Linked DNA regions of Homo sapiens: all the other regions are linked to region 7. The links are chromatin loops, found by intact Hi-C in ENCODE. Cell type or tissue: PC-3. All regions are shown on one strand.

Region 1 (4,000 bases), 120 kb before region 7:
AGGGAAGGACTGGGTTGCATTAGACCGTTCCTTTTTTTTTTTTTTTAGCAATCTGGAGGATTTTTAAGGTGATAAGTTATCGGTCTGAGGAAGTTATTGGATAGCTAATTTGGAGATAATTCAAAACTAAACCCCATTAGATATACAGCTCATTTTAGTTGCATATCAACTCATTTGATATACAACTCAATTAGTCCTACAGATTGATTTTAACTGCTTTATCTCATGTCTCTCTTTATATACGTTTACGTAAATATATGTGTGCATTTATGTGTGTGTGTGTGGTATATAATACTTTAGGTTTTGATACTTTTAGGTCATTCATACAGCATTGTGACTGCTGAAATTAGGAAATAGGCTGACAGATTACTAATTTCTAGGCAAACTTTATAATTAAAAGAAGAAATAGATATGGCTGTAATTTTTTTTTTTTTTTTTTTTAGTACAGTTCAAAATAAATGGTGCCCTTTGGTCCTGCAGATGGTTTCTTTCTTATCTAGTTTTTTCTCTACATGAAAAGTTTTGCTGACTCCTGTTCTTAATTTTCTATTGTTCTTAATTTAGGTCCTATGTCTGTGCTTGCCTGATTTTTCCTGTGACTATCTTTTACAGATAAAATAGTGGAAGAATCATCATGTATATAAGTTCAAGAAGTTTTCATTAAGCTGCTAATTTCCTAAAGAAATCTGGATCATGGTGCATCCTTTGTTTGTGTGTGGGAGGATATAGTGATACTGAATGAATCATGTCTTGCTCTGTAGCAAGAGGAATATTTGGTAAAGTTGATGTTGTTTGCTTTGGTGAGCAGTGGAGGTGGAGTGGGATCCGACCCCAGTGGCCCTAAAAGCAGCGAGCCCTAGAAACCAGGCCCACCTGGGTTTTCCTGGCTCTCTCTCACTTGTGCCCTCTTGTTTCTCATGAAAATGTGAAGCTGCTGTGATATTTTGGGGTCTCTGATTTGGCACAGGTAGCTTTTCAGTGACTTTGCAACTACTCTTTCTGCATATCTTCAGTTTGAGATGAACATGTTTGTGCAACTCAGCAACTCAGCACCTGATGGGGATTCTGGAGAGTGCACTGTGGGATCTAGGATCACCTTACCCAGTTCCCAATGACCAATTCATGAGGAAGTCGCAATCTCACACCAGAATCTCACTGGAAAACAAAATCAGACTCTCACCTAAAAAGTAGGGACTGAATATGAAGTAAACTTTTTTAAAGCAAATATGTTTTCAAACCGCAAAAACAGATGCTTTCTTTTGGCAGTTTTGCTCATCAAACCTAAGCTGAATGTGAACGGAGACTAATTTTTAACTGTTAATTCACAGCCTAAATGGCAATGAGTCTGAATTCTAATTTCAAAATCTTATTTGAACTCTGTGTTTGGCTGACTGAAGTGAAAAATGTATTGTTGTTTACTGATTCAGAATCATACCCTGCAGCATTTTAAGCCAATTTTGAGCAAGTCATGGCCAAGTGTAAATTTGCGTACTTAACATTTATTTGTTAGTCACACAGCCAGCCCAGTGGATAGGCCTGTTTGAAGTCAGGCTGTGTGCACCTATGCCAGTGCCGGCTCTGCTTTGGGGTGGGATTTTGGGTGTAGGACGAGGTTCAAAGGACCTGGCTGAGGACGGCCACACGGGTTGGACAGGCCGCTTCTGGAGAAGCCCACTCAGGTGTTGTTCCTGGATCACCTTTCTAGGCCAAGTGTAAAAGGAGAGGGAATTTCTTTGTTAAATTCATTCCTGGTTTCAGGGCCCTTTTGTTACCTTCTCTTCCACATGAGCTCCCGTCTCTGTGCTGCAGGAAGTTCAGAGGCACGGTTTATCATGGGTGCTTGGCACCACTCTCTCTCTAACTATGTGGATCCTAACTCCAGTCTCCTGATGGTCAGCTTGACGCGGGTTCACTGGATCAGTGCCTTCCAGTCCTGGGCAGGTGCTCTGTTTCTGTTATTCTAGAACCCCCGACCCAGGGAACACAGAGCTTGCTGGTCTGCCTTCATTTTCTCACCTCCAATTTAAGACCAAGTAATTTTATTTTGCCTTCATTTGGTATTTAGAAGCGTCGGGTGGCTTTTGTCAGGGACAGTTTCATGCCTCTCTGGCTTTTGTCCGTGTTGCCTGGTGCTCTTCTAGCTGGCCCTGCTGACTGGAGTCTGTGATGGACTCCCATTTTCTTGAGCTGAGTCACTTGTTTTCCTCCAGGATGCCGTTCCCTACAGCTCATCCTGCTTGTTTTCACTTACTTTCCTGTTTTCTGCCCTTGCTCTTATATCCAGGCCTGTTAGATCTGAATCTAGTCATTCTGCTTTCTCTTCAGAGGTTTCTCTTGACAGTAAATATAAATACAGTAATTTCTGTGGGCCAGATATGGTTCTCAGTGTTGGGTGAATTTTAATTCAGTCTCCGTAACAATCTTAGGTGGATACTCATCTCCATTTTGCAGAGGGGAAACTGAAGCACAGAGAAAGTCACTGCCCCACAGTCATCAGGGTGCCAAGTGGAGGAGTCAGGGTTGAAGTCAGAAAAGCTGGCTCCTGAGCCTGCACTCTTAAATGCTATTCTATATTCTTTTTAAAACATTTTTTTGACTTATTTTGTATTCTATAAATATTTTTGACTCATTTTTCCATCTAATTTTACACCTTTCTATTCTTTTAAAATTTTTTTAAAATTTAAATTTAAAACCTACAGTCGTCAATAAAACATTATTCTATATTCTTGCTGGCTCGTGGCACCTCAGCTGTCTGGAATCTTCTATGTGGCCTCCTTGATCCCGGGATGAGTTAGCTTTTTCATATGATATTCAGCTACAATTCTATATAGGCAGTTGTGTTTTGAAAAAAGCATTGGACTTAGCATTAGATCCGAGCTCCTGGCTGCAGTGCATGACTGATTGTGTGGCCTTGTCTAAGCTCTGTAACCTCTCTGACCTGCGTTTCCCTGTCTTGTAGTATGAGCTGACTCGTGGGCATTTGAGAAGATTAAATGTGAGTAAGTAGCAAGGTACTTGACACATAAAGGCAATCAGAAAATGGCAGTTATTGTGCTTGTAATTTAAAAAGTTGAAAGCTGTTATAGACTTTCAAGATATGTTGTTTTATGTTTACATTTAGTCAGTTAATTCTGGTTTATAATTGATTAGGCCAAGAAGAGAGGTCTCTTAATCAGCATTCCATTAGAGATTTATTTATTTATATTTGCTTATTTTTTTGTCATTTAAGAGTTAAAGGAATAGAGAGAATTGTGCCATTTAAATGAAATCTTTTTAGCATTAGTTACGTGTTAGGATGTCTGTTTATCCTTCATGATTTTTTTGTTTTATTGCTAAAAAACATGGACTCATTTAATTGTCTAGCTAGTAAAAGGCCTTTATAAAATTTTTCTCTAAGAGCACAATAACATAGTATTTGCTTTTATTTAAGTGCAGTCTTTGTAACTGACTTTACATTTTGTTAGATGGTACTGAATCAACCACAGTTACTGCTTTAGTTAATAGCACTGAAAAATCACTTGATTTGTGAATCTATTTCTAGTGTTTTGTATGCTGAACTCTCCACCTCCCCAGTCTCCTAAAGTAAAATGACTAGTTGTCCTTTGGTGGTGTTTAGTCTGTGTGATGTTTGCCTTTAATTCATTTCCACTTTTTTTTATAGAGTCTTTTTTCATTTATTTAAAAATTTTCGGCCAGGTGTGGTAGCTCACACCTGTAATGTCAACACTTCAGGAGGCCGAGGCAGTTGGATTGCTTGAGCCTAGGTGTTCGAGACCAGGCTGGGCAATGTGGCAAAACCCCGTCTCTACAAAACATGCAAAAATCAGCTGGGCATGGTGACGCGCACCTGTATTCTCAACTACTTGGGAGGCTGAGGTCCGCGGATTACCTGAGCCCAGGGAGGTTGAGGCTACAGTGAATCATGATTATACCAATGCACTCCAGCCTGAGTGACAGAGGGAGACCCTGTCTCAAAAAAAAAAAAAAATTCTGCTGAAAG
Region 2 (4,000 bases), 310 kb before region 7:
GCCACCAGTCATACACCTATTAATCTGTGACACGAGGCAGGCTCTCCTGGGATTGGACTTTCCCAGGACTAACCAGGCAGCAGGGGTTGAGACAACAAAAGCACCTTATAAATAGGACTCATTGGCCGGGCGCAGTGGCGCGTGCCTGTAATTCCAGCTACTCAGGAGGCTGATGCAAGAGAATCGCTTGAACCTGGGAAGCGGAGGTTGCAGTGGGCTGAGATCACACCACTGCACCCCAGCCTGGGTGACAGAGCGAGACTCTATCTAAAAAAAAACAATGACAACAACAAAAAAACTGCAGAGCCAGCTGGCACAGTGGGCTTCTGGGGGTTCTAGATCCATGTTCTACCCTAGGGCACCCCTCTTTATGACAGATCAATACCAAAATACAAGGGAAAAGACTGAGAGAAAAAGGATCAGACAATACCAATATTCATGCCTAAAAATATACCAGAATCGCTACGTAACCCAAGACTAGTCACACAAATCCTTTTCTCCAATTAATCAAGATTTTAGGCAAGGGAAAAGAGACAAACAGTGATTTCTGCTGTCTGCTTGACCGGATTTCACGGAGAGAGGCCGGAAGCCTGGCTGGTAGGAATTTCTTACCCTTCTGATGCTTTGTCAGGTCCTGGGTTCCCTGGACTGTGGCTTCCAGAAAAGTAGAGCAGCTTTAGGATCCTGTCTGTGACGCCAACACTGTAGGGGCCAAGGGAAACCTTCCCAAAGGTTTGCTGAACATCAACAGACAAAGGCAGATTATTAAGAGACAAAGCTTGCAAATCTATTAACATGCATAGGGGAAAATCACAGAACGATCACCCCAGCTTCCCAGTGAAGCACAGAAGCTTTTCTGCCTTTTTTTTTTTTTTTTTTGAGACAGAGTCTCGCTCTGTTGCCCAGGCTAGAGTGCAGTGGTGCCATCTCGGCTCACTGAAACCTCCACCTCCCAGGTTCAAGTGATTCTCATGCCTCAGCCTCCAGAGTAGCTGGGAATACCCCACCACCACACCCGGCTAATTTTTTGGATTTTTAGTAGATATGGGGTTTGGCCATGTTGGCCAGGCTGGTCTTGAACTCCTGACCTCAAGTGATCCACCCACCTGGGCCTCCCAAAGTGTTGGGATTACAGGTGTGAGCCACCAGGCCCAGACTTTTCTACCTTTTTTTTTTGAGACGGAGTCTCGCTCTGTTGCCCAGGCTGGAGTGCAGTGGCAGGATCTCGGCTCACTGCAAACTCCGCCTCCCAAGTTCATGCCATTCTCCTGCCTCAGCCTCCCAAGTAGCTGGGACTACAGGCACCTGCCACCACGCCCTGCTAATTTTTTGTATTTTTTTTAGTAGAGACAGGGTTTCACTGTGTTAGCCAGGATGGTCTCGATCTCCTGACCTTGTGATCCGCCCGCCTCGGCCTCCCAAAGTGCTGGGATTACAGGCGTGAGCCACCACACCCAGCCTCTACCATTTTGAGATTACAGAAAAAATGGGGGCTCCGAGCATGGCCCCAAAAAGTTTATGGTGGTAAGTCAGGTGACAGTGGCAAGACAGATTATGGATGGGAGAGAAAAGGACGCCTGGCTAGCAAAGGTGGTCTTGTTATGCAGCTGAAACCTCACGGGTAGCAGCCCTCAGAGAGAAGAGGTGGGAAATATTCCTTTCAGATCTTGAGAGATGTCAGACTCTCAGTTCATCTTTCCTAGATCTGGACCAGGGAGGACCTCAGAAAGCCTGGCTGCAGGGATGCAGATTTGCTCTACAGATGCAAAAAGCTCAACGCAAAAGACAGCTTTGCAGGGCTGCTTAGCTCTCTGAAGAGCTATCTCAAAATATGTCAACAAAGGATATTTTGGGGTGAAATATTTTGGTTTCCTTCAATATCTCAGGTCCTTTGGAGCTTAAAATCAAGTTATCTGACCAGACCTATGATCTGATTTCTTTTGAGAACTTAGAAGAAAACTTAGAATGAAATAACAAGAACAAGCCATGGGAATGTTGGGAAAATGAGAGGCTGGAGTTGGATGTTTTGATCCTCAGAATCCTCACTTAACAAATGAGGAGTAAAACACTGTATATATAGTGTATGTCTCTATATACAGATATACAGAGTTGCTGGATTAATGTATTTGGGACATTCTTAGGTTAAAAAATTAATTTTTAAATCTGAACTGTAAATATTACTGGGTGTCCTGTATTTTTATTTGCTAAATCTGGCAGCCTTAGTAATTTTAAACAAAAAAATTAAATATAATGTTTGCTAAAAAATAGACTCTATTAATCAATTTCAATCATTTTCTCCAAAACCTTCCTAGGAGAAATTACTGTTTTAAGAGGGCCAAGGTGTTTAAGTCGCGCTGACTAAAATTTGCTAACTGACCTCTAGAGGGAGCCAAATTGATAAAGAAACCGAAATGACATCCTAAATCCAGAGAATTTCTCTCTTTTTCCTTTTCTTTTTTTTTTTTTTTTTTTTTGATGGAGTCTTGCTCTGTCGCCCAGGCTGGAGTGCAATGGCGCGATCTCGGCTCACTGCAACCTCCACCTCCCGGGTTCAAGCGATTCTTCTGCCTGAGCCTCCAGAGTAGCTGGGATTACAAGCTCGCACCACCACCCCTGGCTAATTTCTTCTGTTTTTAGTAGTGACTTTTAGTATTTTTCGTAGACATGACCGGGCGCGGTGGCTCACGCCTGTAATCCCAGCACTTTGGGAGGCTGAGGCGGGCGGATCACGAGGTCAGGAGATTGAGACCATCCTGGCTAACATGGTGAAACCCCGTCTCTACTAAAAAAAATACAAAAAAAATTAGCCGGGTGTGGTGGTGGGCGCCTGTAGTCCCAGTTACTCAGGAGGCTGAGGCAGGAGAATTGCTTTAACTAGGGAGGCGAAGGTTACAGTGAGCCGAGTTTTTGCCACTGCACTCTAGCCTGGCGACAGAGCAAGACTCCGTCTCAAACAACAACAACAACAACAAAATGATGCCATTATAACAATCTATGACCCAGCCAGGTTTGTCTCAAAATATAAAGAGGGAGAGGCCGGGCACGGTGGCTCACACCTGTAATCCTAGCACTTTGGGTGGCAGAGGTGGGCAGATCACTTGAGGCCAGGAGTTCGAGACCAGCTTGGTCAACATGATGAAACCCCGTCTCCAGTAAAAATACAAAAATTAGCCGGGCGTGATGGTGCGCACCTTTAATCTCAGCTACTCAGGAGGCTGAGGCAAGAGAATTGCTTGAACCTGGGAGACAGAGGTTGCAGTGAGCCGAGATCATGCCACCATACTCCAGCCTGGGCAAGAGAGTGACAGTCCATCTCAAAAAAAAAAAAAAAAAAAAAAAAAAAAAAAGACAGCATTTGGGGCCGAGTGTGGTGGCTCATACCCGTAGTCCCAGCATTTTGGGAGGCCAAGGCAGGAGGATCCTTGAGGCCACAAGTTCAATGCCAGGCTGTGCAACATCTCTACAAAAAACACATTAGCTGGGCATGGTGTTTCATGCTGGTAGTCCCAACTACTCAGGAGGCTGAGGCAGGAGGATCACTTGAGCCCAAGAGTTGGAGGCTGCAGTGAACTATGCACCACTGCACCCCAGCCTGGGTGACAAAGACCCTGTTTCATTTAAAAAATAATAATTTTAATGAATTATTTAATTCAAATAAAGAGGGAACACTTGGAATTTAGAAAACCCTATCTCTTCAAAAGCCTATTTTGCAAGTCTGTGGTCTCAGAAAATTTCAAAAGCAAAGACTAGACTGCAAAAATTGAACATTTACTCTTTCTCTTTGCCTTTTTTTTTTTCTTTGACAGAGTCTCACTCTGTCTCCCAGGCTGGAGTGCAGTGGCACGATCTTGTGCCTCAGCCTCCTGAGTAGCTGGGACTACAGGTGTGCGCCACCACACCTGGCTAATTTTTTGTATTTTTAGTAGAGATGGGGTTTCACTATGTTGGCCAGGCTGGTCTTGAACTTCTGACCTCAGGTGATCCACCGGCCTTGGCCTCC
Region 3 (4,000 bases), 53 kb before region 7:
CGATCTCCTGACCTCGTGATCCCACCCGCCTCGGCCCTCCAAAGTGCTGGGATTACAGGTGTGAGCGACCACGCCCGGCCTCATAACCTAGTTTTTAAGAATAAACCCATTGCTTGTCTGGGTCTTAATGGGCACCCCCAGAGTCCTGTAGTCAGTGTCTAAGCTGCACCTATATGCCCTGAATTTCTCCCATCCTCCCCTTCCTGCCTGGACTCTCGTTTCCTCCTTCCTCACCCAGTCTGTGGCGAGCCCCTTCCCAGTCTCCTGCCTCCATCATGTCCTCTCTCAAACCTTTCTTCCACCTGTCTGCAAGTGGAGCTTCTCTTAGGCCCCTCCCTGCCTGACCGTCTGTCTCCTCACCACTGGAACAGTGAGACACCAGCACACACACAGAGCCCTTTTCACCCTTCTTGTGGGTCCCCTCCCCTCCAGGCCTGAGAGGCCATCATCTGTGGCATGCTCTGCCCGCAGCACCTGCCCTCTGTCCATGCTGGCCCAATGGCTGCCTCATAGGTGATGCTTCCCTGTTTCTCTTCATTCCATTGATTGTGATAGACACCTTTCCTTGGCTGGAACACCTCTGAAATCAGCACAGTCAGTGACTTGCCAAAATTTAATTGGCAGCATTTTTTTTTTCTTTCTTAGTGACACATAGAGTAATGGTTTATCAGAAAATCAGTGGCATTACGTTCAGTGCAGTTTGCATATTCCTCTGTGTGGAGGTGATTATTTTTGTGGTATAGAAATAAATAGCTTTCTGTTTATCTGCTGGATTGCATCTTGCTCATGGATAGGAACTGTGCCTTTCACATTCCGCAGTCTCTGCAGTGGCTAGCACATAGAAGAAACTCACAAGCATAGGGGAATGAAGGAATGAAGGCAGGGCATCATGACCCACCCTGGGCAGACTTGCCGTGGCACGGTGGCAGTCTTCCCTGAGTAGTGGCTTTCTGTTTTGTGTTGCAGCTTTACCTTCTCCTACCTTCCCTAGCTTTGTTAGAAAACGACACATCCATTATTTAGGGACAGGAGGATGTAGGTTTTTTTAGGCTCAGGTGGTGTATTTGGGCTTTCCTATTCCGGGTCAGAACTCAGCATGACCGTGCCACCCTCAGGCCAGCTCTCCCCTCTCCCCTCTGCAGTCTTCTCTTGAGGTGCATGGGGGGGGGAGGGCAGGTATCAGGTTTCTTGGCCAGGCCTCGCCCTGTAAGTCAGAGGCGCTCTTTGGGTGCCGTGGCTCACTTTTCTTGGGTGCATCACCTGACTCCAGTATTTCATCCCTTGGGCTTTCCAGTGTGGAGAAAGCTGCTGATATAGTACAAACTCAGATGAAATCATTTAGACCCAGAATGTCAGTTTTCTCCGTACCTTTTATCATATCCTCTCTCCTGACCTGCGCTGTTCCCAGTCAGAACATTGCTCAGTGAGCACAGATCCAGAATAGAGGTTAGCAGGGATAATTCCCCCAGGCTGGGGGGAGTTTGATGCCCCGTCTACCACAGCCTTGTCCTACTGTTAGACAGCACCTGTGGCCTGCTGGTAGCCATAAACTTACTTTTCAATTCTCTTTTTAAAAACTCTGAGCACCTGCATTTCCCCTTCAGTTGGCACAGACTGATAACCTTGTAAATACTTTTCATAGCTTACCATGTTTATAGCTTACCTTACGTGGCTTATGTTTTTGGCTGGCTGCCCCGTGACATCTAGGGAGGCAGCTGAATTTCAGGATAATCTGATGCAGTCACCATGTAAGAATAGTTAATGCCTTGGAATGATTGCCTGAAGATAGCGATCCTCTGGAATCAGACTGCCTGAACTGGAGGCTTAGATCCAACACTCTCCACATAATCTTGGTGCATATGATCCATTTCCACATGATTTCCCTCAATCTCAATTTTATCACTGTAAAATGGAGTTAGTACCTCTTTGTGAGATTGTCAGGAGGACTAAATGCATAATCCATCAAAGCACCGAGCCCTGTACGTAAGACAACACAAGTTCTCAGTAAATATAATCCTTACCCTAGAGTGTAGGTTCTCATTTGCTCAGCTGGATTGAGTTTCTTCCCTGACTTGGGTCTGTGCCATCTTCTAGCTTGTCTGTGCTGACAGCTCCTCTGTGCTGACTGTGACACCTTGCACCAGAACACTGGGCCTGACCAGGAGGAGAAGGGATGGATACCAGGACAAGAGTAGAGGGTGGCTTCTGTGCACTGCTGTGCCCAGTCCCATCTTTTTCTGTGTTTTCCTTGATAAAGATAGATCGTGGACCCCCACATCTTAGAGTTGCTTCCAGGTTAGGCACAGTGGCTCACTCCTGTAATCCCAGCATTTTGGGAGGCTGAGTGGGGAGGATTGCTTGAGCCCAGGAGTTCAAGACCAGCCTGGACAGCATAGTGAGACCCCCCCCCCCATTTCTACAAAAAAATAAAGATTTTTTTTTTTTAAAGAAAGAGTTGCTTCAACACACCTTGGAAGCAAACCAGAAAGAGGCCAGGTCTGAAATTATATCAGCCAGCATTTGATAGCAGCTCATTATATTAGAATACACAGCACTTTAAGTCTCACTTAAAAAATAAAATGATAACGTCACCTCCACCATGTGTCAGGATAGATTTCTGATGGATTGACTAGTGGTAGAGTAAATGTAACAAATACAATCATAATCATCTAGAAATAGTATACGTGAATATTTAGTGTCAGAATGGGGAAGGGGCATGTAAGTTTGTAGAAGCAATGAAGGAAGTTGCCTAAAAATGAAAACTCATGTCCAAATGCATCTAACAATGAAATCATCAGTGATGGAAATATCACAATCTATAGGAAAAAGGATTAATGCCTTTATGTATTAAAGAATTATTATACAATCAGTCAAAATGCTAACACACCAATAGAAAAATGGGCATATTTCTGTTGGCATGTTCATATATGAGCACATGTATACTTGCACATACTTATATACAAATACATTCATATGCAAAAGTACACATCATGCTTGCTTTGTATATATGCGCACAAAAGAGACTCAAAGGATACACATCAGAATATTAATAGTGATTGTCTCTGGATTGTTGGATTAAACAGGTTGGGCCTCTCAAATTCAAAAATTTGAAATCTGAAATGCTCCAAGATGGATCTGCAACTTACTGAGCACCAACCTGATGTTCAAAGGAAATACTCATTGGAGCATTTTGGATTTCACATTTTTGGATTTGGGATGCTCAAATAATGCAGAATTTCAAAATCTGATAAAAAATATCCTAAATCCACAATACTTCTGGACCCACGCATTTCAGATAAGGGGTGATAAGGATACTCTGTGTGTGTGTATGTTTTATGTATCTCTGTGTTTTCCAAGCAAGCTTTTAATTTTTATTTGCAGTTGCATTTTCTTCTTTATATGGCTCTGTATTTTCCAAATTTTCTGCAATAAGCATGCATTTCTTTTCTGATTAGCAGAAAGTTTTAAATGGATGCCACTTAGCTGAAGTTTCTGTGCTTCTGAAGAAATCCTTTGGCCTTAGATATTCTCTGTGAGAAACAGAAAACCTCTCAAGTGTGTTGGCAGCTTAGGTGGATATTTGTTCTTTGAATAGTTTTCTCCTTATGTTCTTCCTTCGTCTACTTCCTATTCTCTTCCCTGGAATTTTCTCCTCTCCATGACTGGCTGTGCCCTCAACATCTTAGAAATGTTTCTATGTCTTTTCATTTTTGTTTCATTGGCTTTGCTTATTTAGATTTCACTTTGAATGCACAGAATGTCACGTTCCTCTGTGCCCAGATTTCGAAATAAGAGCAGGTCCTGGACAGTTCAGAGCAGGCCAGAGGTCTAATTGGAAGCTCCCTTCCTGCAGCACAGGAGGTGTGCCTTGGGGGGAAATGGCCACACCAGGATGCTTTGTTCTGGGCTCCAAAGTGTGGGTGATGTTCCTGCTACAGTGCACTTTGTGTCCTGGCCGTTTGTGTTCATGACGACTTCCCTGTCAGGGCAGGAGCTCAGC
Region 4 (4,000 bases), 160 kb before region 7:
GGTGAGGAAGGGGCCTCTGATATCCAAAGTTAGACTTGATTGTTCTTTAGTAGTGACTGAGTCTAAGGGAGTATTTGTTGTTTGGAGCTTTAAAGTTTATTGTATATAAGCAGTATCCCATTATGTCAGTTTCCATTATAAAAATACTATACTTTATTATTGGCTTTTACAATATGAGAATGCAGGTTTCCCTAAACTGATGACTTAAATGGACTCGGGAGTCCACATGGTGGTGACTTGTGTGAGCTCATCTTGCAGTGTACGGCCTTCCAATATTGACCGAGTTGAAGGAAACTTGGAGGTTTTCTGGGAACTAATCTTCAAATGAGGCATTTACAGTATATTGTTACTTTTGTAGGATTGATTATGTGTGGAAAATGCATTCTTAGATATGTCAAGATTCCTTCATTGATTTTTAATAATGAAGGTCTTTAGTAAAACCTGTTTTTTTGTTTGTTGTTTGGTTTTTATGGAGGGGTGGGGGATGGTGCAATTCTCTGAAAGCGTTGGGAGTGAAAAGCTGGCAGTGGCCCAAATGCAGTGCTGCCTTTGTGCACGTTCACATTCTTCAGTGAACACCAGCAGGCCTTCAGTGATTTCCTGCTGTTGGGCCAAAACATAGCTAGTACCATTTTATGCTCCCCCTGAGCTGCCAACATACTACACTACTGAGAGGAATTCCACTGTCCTTTTATTCTAGAGGTGAATCTATTCTGAACTTTTATGGGAGAGAAATGAGACTGACTTAAAAAATACACAGGAAAAAATCTCCCATTCCTCTTTGATTAACTTATGAACAAAGGAAAACACCAAAACTTATGATTGATTGCTTTAAAAAAGTTACTGCCAGTGAGATAGTCCTTTTCCTCCTCAGGATGCTGAGTTCCTTCCCCATGTAGCTTGCTGAGGGGTTGCGGGAGCTCCCATAAGAATGCCTGGTGATGATGGTGGTTCTGAGGCTTCAGGGTTCTGCCCCTTCTGGATAGAAATGCAGAGGAGGCTGCTCTACAGCTGGACAGTAGTGAGCTCTGGGCCGCCATGAGACTGCCTGCTCCATGTTGTATGTGGGGCAGATGTGGGAGAAGGATGGTGGGAAGAATGGCTTCCAAACTGTCGATTGATCAGATAAACAAGGGAGGATGCCAGGGGATAATGCCAAGAAGAGGTGGGTAAAGAAAGGAAAGGAATCCACAAAAGGGAGGAGGGGAGTGCAGGTGTGCATGTGTTCTGAAAAGTGCTCATGCACATACAGTTTGCTTATTATTTAAAAACTTACTGTGTGGAGTTTTCTAAGTGTATTTTATAAAGCAAGATAAATGTTTGGGTTTTGTGTAAATACATTTAGTAGTTAATGTATAGCATGTAGAATTAAGCATCTTCTTCCTGAGTGAACTCACTGCCAAGATCCACGTAAGAATATTTAAAGTCACAGATCTTTGGTGGATTCTGAACACAGCTGTAGGATTCCATACTGAAGCACAGCTTTCCTGAAAATAGCCAAATTAGGTATGGCCCTTCCCCTCTGGCCTTAGTTCTTCTGCCTTTGTGCACGTTCACTTACTTGAGATGACTTAGTTGAGTCATCTCAAGTAAGTGAACAAATGCTGGGCCAGTGTCCAGGAGGAAGCAGCCCCTTTGTGTGTTTTCATGTTCCTTTAGCATTTCAGAATGTGGCCTGACAGGTAACTGTGGGGCTATATTTGACTCCTGGAGAGCAATTCTAGAGAAGGAGATGCTCTGGCCCCAGGCCAGGGGTGGGCTGTCTTCTGCAGCCTTTCCTGGTATCACATTTAAATGTTGTGCTCCATTTGTATTTGGAGAGTGTATTTGTAGAGTATATAGGTAGGCTATATTTGTAGAGTGTTGGCTGACAAAGGCTGAAACAAAATAGATTGTCTGAGAGCAGACATCTCAGAAGGCCCAGATGAACACTTATATATGTGGCACAGAAGTACTAGGTGGCACTGCAGTTTCTGTATGAATAGTTAATGGCCTTGTATTGGCAAGTAGTTTGTCTTCCACATCACAGCTCTGTTGACTGGTGAGTCTATGAAAGATGTTCTGGGAGCAGGCTGGAAACTTAGTGTCACATGATGGCTATATACCACTCAACATTTGCATTTTTGCACCCAGCTTTAGGTTTAATGAGCTTCCTCTCCTTGTTGGGTGTGGCTGATGGAATGAGTATTCTCTTTTGACATATAAATAATTGCGTTTTCTCTTTTGACATATAAATAATTGCATTTTCCAACAGAAAGGCTCTGTGTTCATTTTCTGCTGCTGCCACAACAAATTGCTATGCACTTTCTGGCTTAAAACAATACAAATGCATTATCTTATACTTCTCTAGTTTAGAAGTCTGACCTGGGTATCACTAGGCTAAAATCAAAGGGCTGGCAGTGCTGAGGTCCTCTGGAGGCTCTCAGGGAGAATCTGTTTCCTTGCCTTTTCCAGTGTCTAGAGGTTGCCTGCGTTCCTTGGCTCATGGCCCCCTCCTGTTTCCAAAGTCAGTGGCCTACCATGTCTGGAGTGTACTTCTGTCAGCACATCCCTGTCTCTTCTGCCTTCTTCTTCCACTTTTAAGGAGATTGCTTTAGGCTCACCCAGATAATACCAGGAACATCTGTTTTATAGTCAGTGGATTAACAACTTTAATTCCATCTGCAACCTTAATTCCCCTTTGCCATGTAAGATTGCAGGTTCCAGGGATTAGGACGAGGACATCTTTGGGGACGTTATTCTGCCTAGGACAGGCTCTCTTTCTGTGTTTCCTTAGAACCCTCATCTATATCAGATTATATTAGAAGTTGTCTGTTTATATATATTTTATTGCTGCTACTACTACTACTGCTACTACTACTGTAGTCTACTACATTTTACAGACTTCTCAAGGTCAGGCACTGTTCGTTTCATCTTTGAATCCTGGCATTACCACAGCCCCTGGTGTACATATATGGTGCTTAGTAAGTGTTTGCTGAGCTAAAGGGAACTCTTTCAACTCCCTGATTTTACTTATGAACAAACTAAGAAATAGAAAACTGTGCTTTTTTTTTTTTTTTTTTTGAGACGGAGTCTAGCTCTGTTGCCAGGCTGGAGTGCAGTGGTATGATCTCGGCTTGCTGCAACCTCTGCCTCCCGGGTTCAAGCAGTTCTTTTGCCTCAGCCTCCCAAGTAGCTGGGATTACAGGCGCCTGCCACCATGCCCAGCTAATTTTTGTATTTTTAGTAGAGATGGGTTTTACTGTGTCGGCAAGGCTGGTCTTGAACCCCTGACCTTGTGATCCGCCCACCTTGGCCTCCCAAGGTGCTGGGATTACAAGCATGAGCCATCACACCCGGCTGAGAATTGTGACTCTTAAAGTAGTGAGAACTCAAAAACCCTTTTATGTTGACTTCCATAAAACTGTGAAATGCCAAGTTCAATTCTTCATGCTTGGAAGAAAACTTGGGTATGCAATAAGAATGTGTTATTGTTGCCTTCTCTCATAAAGGCATCGTCTGATATTGGTCATGAGCATAGAACAAAATGAACAAAGTGAATTATTTCCTATCTATCTGAAGACTGCTCTCTGCTAAACAGAGTATCACTTAGTCATAAATCAGCTCAGTGTTTAGTAAATGGAAAATGAGGAAGATCTCCTACCAGGCATTCATTGGCTCGCTTTTAAGGATTATACTTTCAAAATGTGAGAACTATCAGATTATGTTTGTACAAAATATGGCATACAAATTAAATAAGCACAGTAGCATAATTTGATCTTGCTTTATCCCATGCACTTGTGGCTGAATATAGATAAATTCTTGTCAATTAGTTTTGACCTTGTCTAAATGCCTTGCAATGATTAATTAGTAGGAAGCAAACCTAGGATGGCAAAACACCCCAAAATAGTTGCCCAGGATGCCTGGTGTGCCAGCAGACGGTATTTCCATCCCAGGATCAGGCTGCTGAGGAAACCCATGTTCTTTTGCAAGATTGGCACACATTCAGGTGGTTTTAAAA
Region 5 (4,000 bases), 170 kb before region 7:
CCTCAGCCTCCCGAGTAGCTGGGACTACAGGTGCCTGCCACCACGCCCGGCTAATTTTTTGTATTTTTAGTAGAGACGGGGTTTCACCGTGTTAGCCAGGATGGTCTTGATCTCCTGACCTTGTGATCCGCCTGCTTCGGCCTCCCAGAGTGTTGGGATTACAGGCGTGAGCCACCGCGCCCGGCCGTTCCTCATCCATATTCTTTTGGTGTTTATGTATACTTGCTCTGTGCCTGGAAACAGGCTAAGTATGAAGCCTAAATTGAACATTGTCATTATAAATTTAGCTAACTATAGACCTTGGATGATAATGACTAGGAATCTTCTCTGGCTCTGTTTTTATTGTGTGCAGTTATTCCAGAGACTGGCCAGGTAGTGTGAAGTGCCTTATATTTCCCTATTACAACACTTTTCTTCCTTTGGTTAACTATCTGATCTTGGATAAAACTATTTTATTTTATTTTTTTTTGAGATGGAGTCTCGCACTTTCGCCCAGGCTGGAGTGCAGTGGGGCCATCTTGGCTCACTACAAGCTCCGCCTCCTGGGTTCATGCCATTCTCCTGCCTCAGCCTCCCGAGTAGCTGAGACTACAGGCACCTGCCACCACGCCCGGCTAATTTTGTGTATTTTTAGTAGAGACAGGGTTTCACCATGTTAGCCAGGATGGTCTCGATCTCCTGACCCAGTGATCCGTCCGCCTCGGCCTCTCAAAGTGCTAGGATTAGAGGCGTGAGCCACTGCACCTGGCCAGGTTAAAACTCTTAAAACTTGTTCATTATTGATTGTCTGTTAGGTTATTTTACTTGCTGTTCTTTGAAATGGTTTTAAGAGGGCTGGATTTCTTTTCTTGACTTCTCCACGTAGCCTGTATGTCCCTTCAAAGCAGGGACTATATGGATCATGTTGGTAGTACCACCGCCCAGCCCAGTGCTGGGATACAGAAGCAACGTGATACCTGTGTAGTGGCTGACGGATGAGAGGTGACCTGGACATTGTATCAGCTGATACTTCTTTGTTATTTAACTTGGACTCTCAAGAGACCTCTCCTTCCTTTCTATTTCAATTGTGGCCACACTAGTTCCTGCCTTGATTTACTGAGCCTGGATTAGTTGTCTTCCTTGCCTTTATCTCTTTGCTTTTAGGTCCATCTTTCACAATCCTTCCAGGCTAGTTGTCCATCCACACTCCTTTGAACAAGTCACTTTCCTTCTCAGTGACCTTCACTGACCTTCCCTTGTATGTGAGGTTCTCCATGATCTCACCTCCACCTGCCTTTCTTAATGTCTCATACTGACCTTCCCAACCAAGTCTGGCTGTTTGTGACAGGTGCTTTCATCCTCCCTACAGTTTTAACGTGAGGCCTCAGCTTGGGAGGAGGACTGGGGCACAGTAGAGATGCTGTAACTGTTCCCATGGCATGGGAAGCTGGGGCACAGGGTGGAGGCCCTGGGCCATGTGGCACTTGTGTCTGTGAGGCACGGGGAGAAGCGAAAACCAAGAAGGGTGGTCAGAGCTAGGGCAGGAACCGGGAGAAGCAGCCACAGAAGTCAGAGGAGGAAAGAACTTCAAGATGAAGAGGATGATCAGCAATTCTGAGTTCTTAAGCAAGTCCATGAAGACTGAGCAAGTTTCATTGCATGAGTGATTGCATGAGTGATTGATGGCAGTTTGGTGTGTTTCTGAAAGATTTCAATGGGAACAGAAGCTGAATTACTGATGTTCAAGGTTATAAAGGATGCAGCAACAAGGGCAGACCACTCCTGTGTGAGACTGGGGTGTGAAAAGGCAGGTACTGTGTTTTATATTTACATTTTCCTGCAACTGGCAGATGCATATGTGCTTTGAAGGCTCAGAGGATGAAGCCCAGGTTAGAGGGAGAGATTCAAAATAATGAAAGGAGTCACTCTGGAGGAGGGAAAGGATGGGGGAACTCCAGGGTTCCCATTCACCCTGACAGTGAGGAAGGAGAGGAGGGGACAGCAAGGAGGAGTGGCTGCATTCAGGTGGCTTCATTTTTTTCTGTCGATTGGGAGAGGAATTTAATGCGTTAGCAGTGCGCATGGGCCAGCCTGAATTGTTTCTGCAAAGATTACTCTTCCAAAAGTCAGTCTTCTGTGGTCTTAGTCCTGTGAATCCTTAGACGATTCACTCTGAGTCCCTGGGATCAGCCTCGGGCCTTCCAGGGTGTGCGGAGGTCATGCATGAAGTGTGGCTCAGCCAGCTCTGGCCTTTCTCTCACTCTTGGCCCTCTCAGACTCTCTATTCCACTTGTCATTCTCTGAGCACTCCCTACATTGTTTCCTGATTACGTGCCTTTGCTCACTCTGGCTTGTACTTTTGCTGGGCATCAGCCCTTCCTGCCCCACCTTCCTCTTTTGTGTCTGTTCTGTGTCAGTTAACTGTGTATCCCATTTCATAGAGAGCTACTGCTTACAGTTGTTTATTTATTTTGAGACGGAGTTTCACTCTTGTTGCCCAGGCTAGAGTACAATGGCGCGATCTCAGCTCACTGCAACCTCCACCTCCTGGGTTCAAGCCATTCTCCTGCCTCAGCCTCCCGAGCAGCTGGCGTTACAGGCGCCTGCCACCACACCTGGCTAATTTTTGTATTTTTTAGAGACAGGGCTTCACCATGTTGGCCAGGCTGGTCTCAAACTCCTGACTTCAGGTTATCCACCTGCCTCAGCCTCCCAAAGTGCTGGGATTATAGGCATGAGGCACCATGCCTGGCCAGTTGTGGTTATTTTTATTCATGCTCTTATTTCCTCTGCTAGATTGTAAACTGAAAGGATTTTAAAATCCAGGGATAATTTTAAATGTAATAAAATGTAGTAAGAAAACTTAATGAAGTATCAGAAGACAAGCCTGAGTCAGGCAGTCTTGAGTTTGAATCCTGGCCCTGCTTCTTCCTGGTGCGGTTTTGGGTGATTGCATCCTGTCTCTCTATTCATTTAATTAATTTACAGAGTGGGGATAATGAAACCTACTTCTTAGGGCTGTTAGGAGAATAAATGAGACAAAGCCTGTAAAGCATTTGACCTAGGCTGACTCCATTGTAGGTGCTTAGTAGACCATGCTGCAGCTGTCAGCAATGGATTCCTTGCCACCCAGCAGTGTTGGGTTGAGCACCTGGATGGATGGTGAGTGGTGGAGGAGTGTGCTCACCTCCCACCCCACTTATGTTGAGGGCAAGGATGGTGTACTTTACTTTGTATTTCTAACATGGGTCTATATATATAGTAAAGAGGAACGGCATACCTCTTATAACTGGGTCCACTTATACATGGATTTTCTTATGCCTCTGCTCCCCTGCAGACAGCAAAACCAACCCCTCTTCTTCCTCATCTTCCTTCAACCTGTGGATGCCTAGGATGAAGACCTTTATAATGATCCACTTTCACTTAATGAATAGTAAATCTATTTTCCCTTCCTTATGATTTTTCTTAATAGCAGTTTCTTTTCAGTAGCTTACTTTGTTGTATGAATATAGTATATACATATACAAAATATGTATTAATTGTGTTATAGGTAAGGGTTGCAGTCAACAGGAGGCTATTAGTTAAGTTTTTGGGGAGTCAAAAGTTACACACAGATTTTCAACTCCATGAAGGGGTTGTTTCTCCTAACCCCTGAGTTGTTCAAAGATCAGCTGTATTAACTTGTTTTCTCAAGTGCCCCATACAAATAACTTTTTTCATGTTAATTGCATAGAAGGAAGTATCATTTTGTACAGTTTTTTGAAAATTGGGAACTGGTTGGAAATGACACATAATAAGGTGTTCATAACATTTATAGCAAGAGGTGCAGCTTACAGCGTTTTCCCAATTAAAGCCCCTTTGCATTGTTTTTGCCCACAGAACTCTGGACATATTGAATGATTTATATTTTTGGCCCTTTCCTTTGTAGAACAAATGGTGAGGCCTAGAAGTTTTAGTGCAGCAGTTGTGTGAAGTGTACATATTATATAGTTTAGCCAGAGATGGAATGATACCATGGGGT
Region 6 (4,000 bases), 98 kb before region 7:
CAGCCTTTTAAAAATAGTACTAAATGTTCGATTCCACAGTACAATACTTTATCATCTGAGAAGTAAGGTAACAGGTCAGTGAGGTTCAAAAATCTCTTCAAAATACTTACATGTCAAATGCCTAAAATATTCTCCTTGATGAAGATACTGGACACACATGCTCAGTGAAAAATGTGGAGTTTTTTTTCCCCACTAAATATAGATTTTCTTTCATTTAAATAGTACTTAATTGTCCTAAATTAACTGACCTCCAGAATGCATTTGTGTGCAAGAAATTGTTCCTTTGTCCTGTCCCTGCTTTTAGTAAAAGTGTGGTAGTGTAGATTTGCCAGGGATAGTGTGAATTTGGACATGAACTCATGGACAGGAATTGTAATAAGCTGTCATATCCAGTTTGTGTTTCATGAGCAGCTTCCCTTTGCCAGGGTCTTTGTGGTTAGTGATGATCTTCTTGTTGCCAACCCTGCCTTGTCACTGGCTCACTGGATCCTGGATGGAGCAGAGACTGACAGTGCTGGGTTGCTCCTCTTGCCCCTTGTGGGATCTGTGGGGCTGATGGCCCTCTGGGTACCATCCCAGGGCTGTTCGTTGTTCTCCAGCGGAAGTGTAATAAGCAATTTGTCTCTTCATTCCTGACAGTTTCAAAATTGCATGTCGAGATAAGTTCTAGATTTAAAAATTAGTGTCTCCTAATTTCTAATGTAATTTTTAGATAAATTGATTATACAGATTTTGGAAAACATATAGTTACCATGTAGGTTAAAGAAAGGTGGTTTAGGTCTGGGCACAGTGGCTCATGCCTGTAATCCCAGTACTTTGGGAGGCTGAGGCGGGTGGATCATGAGGTCAGGAGATCGAGACCATCCTGGCTAATACGGTGAAACCCCGTCTCTACTAAAAGTACAAAAAATTAGCCGGATGTGGTGGCGGGCGCCTGTAGTCTCAGCTACTCAGGAGGCTGAGGCAGGAGAATGGCGTGAACCCGGGAGGCGGAGCTTGCAGTGAGCTGAGATCGTGCCACCGCACTCCAGCCTGTGTGACAGAGCGAGACTCCATCTAAGAAAGCTGGTTTAGTTTGAATTCTAGAAAAACCATAGTTTAACACGTGGCTTTGTAAGCAGGACTTTCAAATGTAATCATGTTTCAAAAAGACAGGAGGCTTTACTAGCGATAACGTGGTAAGCCAGAGAGCAATTTTTATTTATATTTAGGGGCAGATGATGGGGAAACACCACTGTGGTCTTGAGACAGTGGGGTGATTATGACCATCATCATCATTATCTCTGTCATTTCTCACACTTCTTGATTTTACCTGCACGTTTCCATTTCTTAAGAAAAACTTGCTAAACCCTAAAATAATATAAATACAATCTTAATTTCTAAGATTTCAAGAGGTTTGAGGTGTTGTTTAGTAGCAGTGTCATTGCAGTAGCTTGAAATATTTATAAGTAATAACCCAAGGGTAGCATTTCTGCCATGAAATGCCAGAAATAATGGGCATGTCTGACACTTTGGGGAGTTTCTTGGCTTCCTGTGATTTCTGTTCTCTGGCTTGCTGAGTCTGTTTGGCACAGGTCGGATGTTTGTGCTTGGTCTGGAATTTGAAACACGTGGCTGTAAACCACAGATAGTTTGATAAAGGCATAACAGGCAGGAAAACAAAAGATATGCTTTTAACCAAAAAATGTAGGCCTGCCCCTGGCATTTCCCGTGATGAAGGTGTTTGAGGCTGTGCTTTGCCGTTCATGGTGTAGCTCCTCATTCGTTTTCAGCTATCAGAAAGGCCACTTGTTCTGGTGCTCCTTGGCTCAGCTGGCACCAGGTCACTGTCTCATCCTCCAGCCAGTGAAGGAGACCGCCTTCACTGTGGGAACCAGCGGCTCGCATTTTAATTGTGATCTGGTGACTTCTGTACAGCAGCAGATTGATGACAGCTTTGGAGGGGAACAGGTGGCTCAGTGTGATTGAATCGTTCTTTAACTCATTCAACAAGTAATGGCCAAGTACCTGCTCTCTGTTGGACACCATCTGGGGCCCCAGGGCAGTCACGAACAAAGCAGACCGGAGAGAAAACAAAGCAGGAAGTTAAGGGTGGGGACATGGGTAGGGCCGGTGTAGCAGAAATTCTGGAGCCAGGCTGCCTGAGTTGGAATGCGAATTCCCATTACTTGCCGTGTGACTTTGGCAAGCCCTTTAATTTCTCTATGTCTCTTTCCTCATAGGTAACATGAGGGTAATATTATTATTATATGAGTTGTACTAAATAAATTGGCATGTGTAAAATTCTTAAAATGGTGCCTGCCATGTAACTACTATGTGTTAGGTATTAGGACAGTGCTTATATAAAGGGATGTTATGGTGTTACTGTTAGGTAAGGTGACATCCTTCAGATACCTGAAGGATATGAGAGCTGAACCATGTGACTCCTTGGGGAAGGAGCCTTCCCAGCAGAGTGGGCATGCGCCTGGTGGGTTTGAGGGGCAGAGGGAGTGTGGGGGATGGAGGGGAGTGGTCAGAGAGGCAGCAGGGGCAGGGCATGTCCAGTCCTGTAGCCACTGTGAGTACTTTGCACTCTAGAATGGGGGCCAATGTGGAGTTTGAGCAGACGTGCTCCTAATGCAGTTTTGGCAGGATTCCTGTGGCAACTATGGAGAGAATGGACAATGGAGTATCCCCAGGGGGTGCAGTGTGGGTTAGACCCTGAGGCATGTCAAGGGGCAAGGTCAGGGGATTTGCTGGTTGGCTGCATTGGGTGGGAATAGCGAGGGTGGAGGATGAGTGCAGGCCTTGAAGGGTGGAGTTGCTCCTTAGTGACTGATGTAGACTGGAAGGAACAGGTCTTGAGCCTGTTGATTTTGATTTACATGTTAGTCAACAGGGGAGCTGAACGGGCAGCATGGGAGTTCAGTGGAGTCAGTGCTGGAGATAATAGCATGGGAACCATTGGCATACTGAGGGTATTCATTACAGTCTTGTGGCTGAGGTCACCACGCAGCGAGGAGGGAAGGGACAAGGAAGCAGCAGAGGTGTGTGTGAGAAGGAGCTGAGGAGGGGCAGAGATAGGGGCAGGGAGGGGGGTGAAGAGAGAGAGATGGTCCCGGCAGTCAGCGAGGGAGACATTTTGAGGAGAAAGTGGGCATCTCTAGTAAGATAAGGACTGAGATGTGGCCATTGAATTAGCAGTGGCCTTGGTAAGAGCTGGAGAGTTGGGGGTGGGAGCAATGGCCCTACTGGGCAGGGTTCCAGAGAGAACAGGGAGGAGGAACTGGAGCACGCAGGAGCCTGGCTGAACAGGAAGCAAAGAAATAGAGGGAAGGCTGCAGAGGGGGAGGCTGGTTGAGAGCTGTAGTTCGGTTTTTGGAATGAGAGTAATTACTACGCGTGCCTGTGCTGATGGGAAATGCATGATGCAGGAGAGAGAGGGTGGGAGGGGCAGGGATCCATTGCCGAGTAGGGGGGCCGGCCCCAGGGAGGTACCTTTTTAGGGACCACAGGTCAGAGAGGTGCAGGGAGCAGAGATGGCAGGGTGAGCACAATGGAGGCAAGAAGGCTGCAGTGCTTCTCCTGGCCTCTGTCTTCTCAGCTGAACGGACAGTAAGTTGAGAGTGCCAGGGAGTGTTGGAGGTTGGGGGAGAGACAAAAAGGGCCTTTCCAATGATGCTATCTCGCACCACTCAGGGCCTACCTGAGTAGGGTGTCAAGAGTTTACGGTGGGACCAGTCAGCAGGATTCTGCATCTCCTCCAGCTGTGTACAGCTGCTTGGGGCAGAGGAGATGGGGAGTTAGATTTAATCAGCTCTGGGATTTGCCAGAAAGCGCTTTGGAGGGCAGAGGAACGTGGTGGCACGTGAGAGCACCAGGGAGCCAATATGACTACAAGGCTGTGGCTCTGAGTCGGGTAGAGAAGAAAGCAAGGATGTAGCAGGGGGAGGGGTGGCAGAGAGGTGGTGGAATCGGGCTTTGTGGTCTTGGTGGGTGGAAGAATTTACAGGGTTGGGAT
Region 7 (4,000 bases):
CCACAAGGATTGAATTGCCTAATGAAGCATTTTTCAGAATGTACCCATTGTTAAATGACGTATGACTATACTTCCAAGATGTTGTCCACCAGCAAAGCCCATTAGAGACAGCACCCAAGGTTTGTGTTGAGTGTTGGTTACGCAGACATCCTCTGTTTAGCACATATCAAAATTCCAGAGTCCCAGAAGGAAAGCAGGCTCAGCATAAACCACCTTGTTTGTACACCTTGTGTGCATAGTGAGCTGCTCTTACCTGTCCTGGGAATGCTAGGAGCCCTCCTGAAATGGACACTCTTCAAATGCCAACTGAGGTCAGCCCCAGAAGCAGCCTGTTCTGAGCATGGCAGTCTCAGGCTTGCTGTGTTCACTCTTTGCTGCACACTGTGCTGTTTTGTTCTTTCTCTTCTGCTTATATACATTTTTAGGTAGATGATCAGGATCATTTCCTGGGCTGCAAAGGCCTCCTTTTAGAGGGCAGAGGGGGTTGTTACTGATGGCAAATGCTAAGCAAGCATGTGTTCATGTGTGTGCACGCATGTACACTCAGTAACATTTGAAAATCACAACATGACTAATCCTTGCCATGTAGAAATGAGGGGCTGGGGCCTTCCAGTGTTCAAAGAAACCCAGACTTATTTTTGAACGTTCCCTGTTGTTAGCTGAGATTTTTAAAAGAAATCTCCAAGCCAAACGAAACCTGTCTGTGAGCTACTCCCGGACTGTGGATTGCCAGCTTTGCTTCAGGTGGGAGGGAGCCGTCAAGGTCTTTAGACAGATATTCTGTTAATTCCCTGGGGCTGCCAGAACAATGTACTGCACACTGGGTGGCTTCAACACCAGAACTTCATTGTCTCCCAGTCCTGGAGGCCAGAAGTCCGAAATCAAGGCACTGGCCGGGTTAGTTCCAAGGGCTGTGAGGGAAGGTTCTGCTCCAGGCCTCTCTCTGACGTATTACAATGTGTGGGTGCCCAGCCTCATGCTCACGCAGCGTTCTCCTGTGTGCATGTCTGTCTCCAAGTTTCCCCTTTATGTAAGGGCCCCAATCATATTGTGTTAGGTCCTGCCCTAATGACCTCGTTTTAACTCCACTACATCTGTAAAGGCCTTGTCTCCAAATAAGGCCTTATTCTGAGGCACTTGGGGTTAGGACTTCAACATATGCATTTTGGAAGAGGGGACACACTGTAACCCATATCCACAGGATACCAACAGAATCGTGTAAGATTTGTATTAAGATCTCTCCAGGGATACCAGCAAGGAGGTTATTGCTGTAGTTTAGGGTAAAGATTATACTTTATATTAATTTATTAACCTATATTAATAATATAAATGTGTATTCCAGGCTATTGGAAAATCTTCCAGCATCAGGTACAAAAAAGAATCCAAATGTGAAACTGGCAGAAATTTTATAAACAGAAAATAATAATTACTTTTTTAAATTATTTTTGTTGGCCATAAAAGTGATAATTTATGGAGCATTGCTGAATACAGGGAGTTTAGGTAGCTACCCCCATTCCCTCAAAATAGTATGTTTATGAGACAGCACTCTGGAATTAGGGTGTAATTGAGAATGGAGTGAAGCTACCAACTCACTTCACAGTCTTCACCCGTATGATTTCAACCTCAGCCGTATTGGAACATGCTCTAATCATCCAAACCAAACAGCTGAAAGACGGCAGATTTAAAGTCCAGAAAGAAATTATATCTGGTACAGATTCAGACAATTAACCGGCCTAGTATTACTCTTTAAAATTGGATTGGAATAATTTCAGCATCATTGGGATCTCATTTGCATATATCCTCAATTCCACAAGTTTTATCCCCTCCAAATGCCTCTGAACAGCTTTGTGATGTGCAGTCAGCTGATGCCTCTTTGTAGCTCCATAGTTGCTCATTAACCTGTGGTTTCCAGAGAGACTTCTTAGGATAGTCATTCTCATGAATTAAATCTGAAAACTTAACTGAGTAAGAGTGACCTGTTAGCAATGGTCGTGGGATATTGTTTAGAAAAATCAACCGTGTATTATTTTACTTGGCAGAGAGTTAAAATATCCAAGTGGGAGTTTACTAAAGAAGTTGCAGCTGACCCTTGACTATAGTTTTATTGGCAAGTTTTGCTAAATTACATATTTTTAAGTCTAGCTTACCATGAATGCCTTATCTCCCAATATAGCAACTGCTTTCCCTCTGTTACAGGATGTATTGTGTTGTCTGATTGCTTCAGTTAGCCGTAATGGAATATCACACCTGGTTCATGACTGTTTGTTTTTTTCCCAAACATTAAGTATTCTCTTAAATATTACTAATATAGTTATTAATATTCATCAACTAAGGTAAGTTAAAAGTCAGAAGAAAACATAGTCAGCTTTTTGTATTGAGCCAGTGAGCACTGACCTCTGCGGAGAGCTTGGGAGGTTGCAGCGCCTCATGTCTGTAAAGGAGTGGAATCTCTGGGATCTGGGTGAAGATTGAGTCACAGTCTTCTTTTTCTGCTGCTTTAATGATCTGGAGGTTTACTTAGGCCCAGTCCCTGTTTTCTGCTCTCAGCACAGTGGTATTGCACATTTTCTGGTTGTCTCTTTGTTGGAGAGTAAGAGGATTTGTCATCAGCCTTTGTAAAATACGCAGCCTGGGGCCCTAAGATCAGTGCCAGCTAGAATTCCACTGAGCCTCACCTAGATCTTTATCTGAAGAGTTACGATGTTCACACAGAGGACAATTATGATCTAAAACATTAGCTTATTCTTTCTGTTCAAACTTAATATAATAAATGCCGTTAAAAATGAAAATCTCCAAAAATTGATAAGGTTATTCAGCTCTCTTGAGTGACTTTCTTTTTTCCACCAACAGTTGTCACACTCAAATGCTATTGTTGAGTGAAGGACCCTTGGAAACCCCCACAAAGGCCTTTCCAGTGCAGTTACAATGCCGTGCTTCATGACTTCCTGGGCCTTATTTGAAGGTCTCTTTGGCTTCCCGTGTGCCCATAGCTGCCTCCTCTGAACTTTGTTGTTCACCACTGCACCTGTCTCACAAGCCAAGGACTCAGTTTCCCTTAATTCACTACACCTTGTCGATGCAGTTCTCTTTCCTGAATGCCATTATTTGTGGTCGTTTTACTAGCGAATCACTCGTATGTAGTCCCGCTGACTTCCTTTGGGCTGGAAATCTGCCCTTTCATAGCTCTTTCAAGAGCCTGCCGGAGCCCTGTGTGGATGCGGTCCCTTGTCGTCCCTGCAGGACCCCATATGCCCATGATGCATTCAGGGAGCACGCTCTGCCGGCCCCTGGGCTAGATGCTGCACATACTGGGGATGAGATGAGGGTTTATCCAGGCTTCCTATCCAGGGAAGAGGCCCTTACACTACTGAGATAAATGCAGCATTGGGAGCAAGCAGAGGGTCACCCAACTAATTTGGGAAGGTCAAGGTGGTCTTTCCCTGTAATGGTTTTCCATTTTATTATCAGTATACTTAGAACCTCTTACTACAGCTTATTGGCTATTTGCCTTTGGGATTTGAAACATGTTACTCCACTTGACCCATGAACAACTCCAGGGTTAGAGGCATGGAACCCTGCACAGTTGAAAATCCACATGTAACTTTTGACCCCCCAAAACTTAATAGCCTACTGTTGACTGAAAGCCTTACCTGTAACATAAACATTTGATTATTATTTATTTTTCGTGTTATATGTATGCTATACTGTATTCTTACAATGAAGTAAGCCAGAGAAAAGAAAATGTTAAGAAAATAAGGACAAATATATATATACATAAATATAAATATATATATTTATGTATATATATATATATATATTTTATGAGACGGAATCTCGCTGTGTCACCCAGGCTGGAGTGCAGTTTCACGATCTTGGCTCACTGCAGCCTCCGCCTCCCGGGTTCAAGCAGTTCTCCTGCCTCAGCCTCCCAAATAGCTGGGATCACAGGCGCGTACACCATGCCCAGCTAATTTTTGTATTTTTAGTAGAGACGGGGTTT

What was found. Peaks named below come from ENCODE experiments on the same cell type or tissue, not always from the same donor. Only the 100,000 strongest peaks of a DNase experiment are listed, where the experiment ranks them.
Region 1: it touches region 7 in a loop (4-fold over the local background); 3 of 110 quality-filtered maps call a loop at or near these places.
Region 2: it touches region 7 in a loop (6-fold over the local background); 4 of 110 quality-filtered maps call a loop at or near these places.
Region 3: it touches region 7 in a loop (5-fold over the local background); 3 of 110 quality-filtered maps call a loop at or near these places.
Region 4: it touches region 7 in a loop (5-fold over the local background); 2 of 110 quality-filtered maps call a loop at or near these places.
Region 5: it touches region 7 in a loop (6-fold over the local background); 3 of 110 quality-filtered maps call a loop at or near these places.
Region 6: a loop joins it to region 7, with 5 times the contacts of the local background. A loop is called at or near these places in 3 of 110 quality-filtered maps.

The regions. Positions count from the first base shown.
Region 1 is chr10:35,419,503-35,423,502 of GRCh38, forward strand. The region is part of intron 1 of CCNY (cyclin Y); the gene reads left to right. Among named protein-coding and RNA genes, the nearest start is that of CCNY, 85 kb to the left of the region's middle. In PC-3, no CTCF peak of the experiment used is centred here; DNase peaks (open chromatin) are centred at 729, 1,499, 2,209 and 2,949; H3K4me3 peaks cover 1,165 bases; H3K27ac peaks cover 3,464 bases.
Region 2 is chr10:35,237,815-35,241,814 of GRCh38, forward strand. It overlaps LINC02634 (long intergenic non-protein coding RNA 2634), which reads right to left. Exons shown (of 3, transcript XR_930819.3): 2 at 613-737. Among named protein-coding and RNA genes, the nearest start is that of LINC02634, 4.9 kb to the right of the region's middle. In PC-3, CTCF peaks have their summits at 2,363 (motif pointing right) and 2,578; a DNase peak (open chromatin) is centred at 2,367; H3K4me3 peaks cover 240 bases.
Region 3 is chr10:35,491,834-35,495,833 of GRCh38, forward strand. The region is part of intron 2 of CCNY (cyclin Y); the gene reads left to right. Among named protein-coding and RNA genes, the nearest start is that of GJD4, 110 kb to the right of the region's middle. RefSeq lists an enhancer at 3,759-3,808. In PC-3, no CTCF peak of the experiment used is centred here; DNase peaks (open chromatin) are centred at 1,248 and 1,688; H3K4me3 peaks cover 902 bases; H3K27ac peaks cover 1,393 bases.
Region 4 is chr10:35,386,396-35,390,395 of GRCh38, forward strand. All of the region lies in intron 1 of CCNY (cyclin Y), which reads left to right. Among named protein-coding and RNA genes, the nearest start is that of CCNY, 52 kb to the left of the region's middle. In PC-3, no CTCF peak of the experiment used is centred here; DNase peaks (open chromatin) are centred at 556 and 1,596; H3K27ac peaks cover 1,463 bases.
Region 5 is chr10:35,370,265-35,374,264 of GRCh38, forward strand. The region is part of intron 1 of CCNY (cyclin Y); the gene reads left to right. Among named protein-coding and RNA genes, the nearest start is that of CCNY, 36 kb to the left of the region's middle. In PC-3, no CTCF peak of the experiment used is centred here; a DNase peak (open chromatin) is centred at 2,277; H3K4me3 peaks cover 1,305 bases; H3K27ac peaks cover 2,484 bases.
Region 6 is chr10:35,446,218-35,450,217 of GRCh38, forward strand. All of the region lies in intron 1 of CCNY (cyclin Y), which reads left to right. It overlaps LOC124902410 (a long non-coding RNA gene), which reads right to left and starts at 771. Exons shown (of 2, transcript XR_007062112.1): 1 at 1-771. RefSeq lists an enhancer at 1,812-2,482. In PC-3, no CTCF peak of the experiment used is centred here; DNase peaks (open chromatin) are centred at 424, 1,614 and 2,064; H3K4me3 peaks cover 759 bases; H3K27ac peaks cover 675 bases.
Region 7 is chr10:35,544,494-35,548,493 of GRCh38, forward strand. All of the region lies in intron 7 of CCNY (cyclin Y), which reads left to right. Among named protein-coding and RNA genes, the nearest start is that of GJD4, 59 kb to the right of the region's middle. In PC-3, a CTCF peak has its summit at 2,425; DNase peaks (open chromatin) are centred at 1,938, 2,568 and 3,048; H3K4me3 peaks cover 1,402 bases; H3K27ac peaks cover 3,284 bases.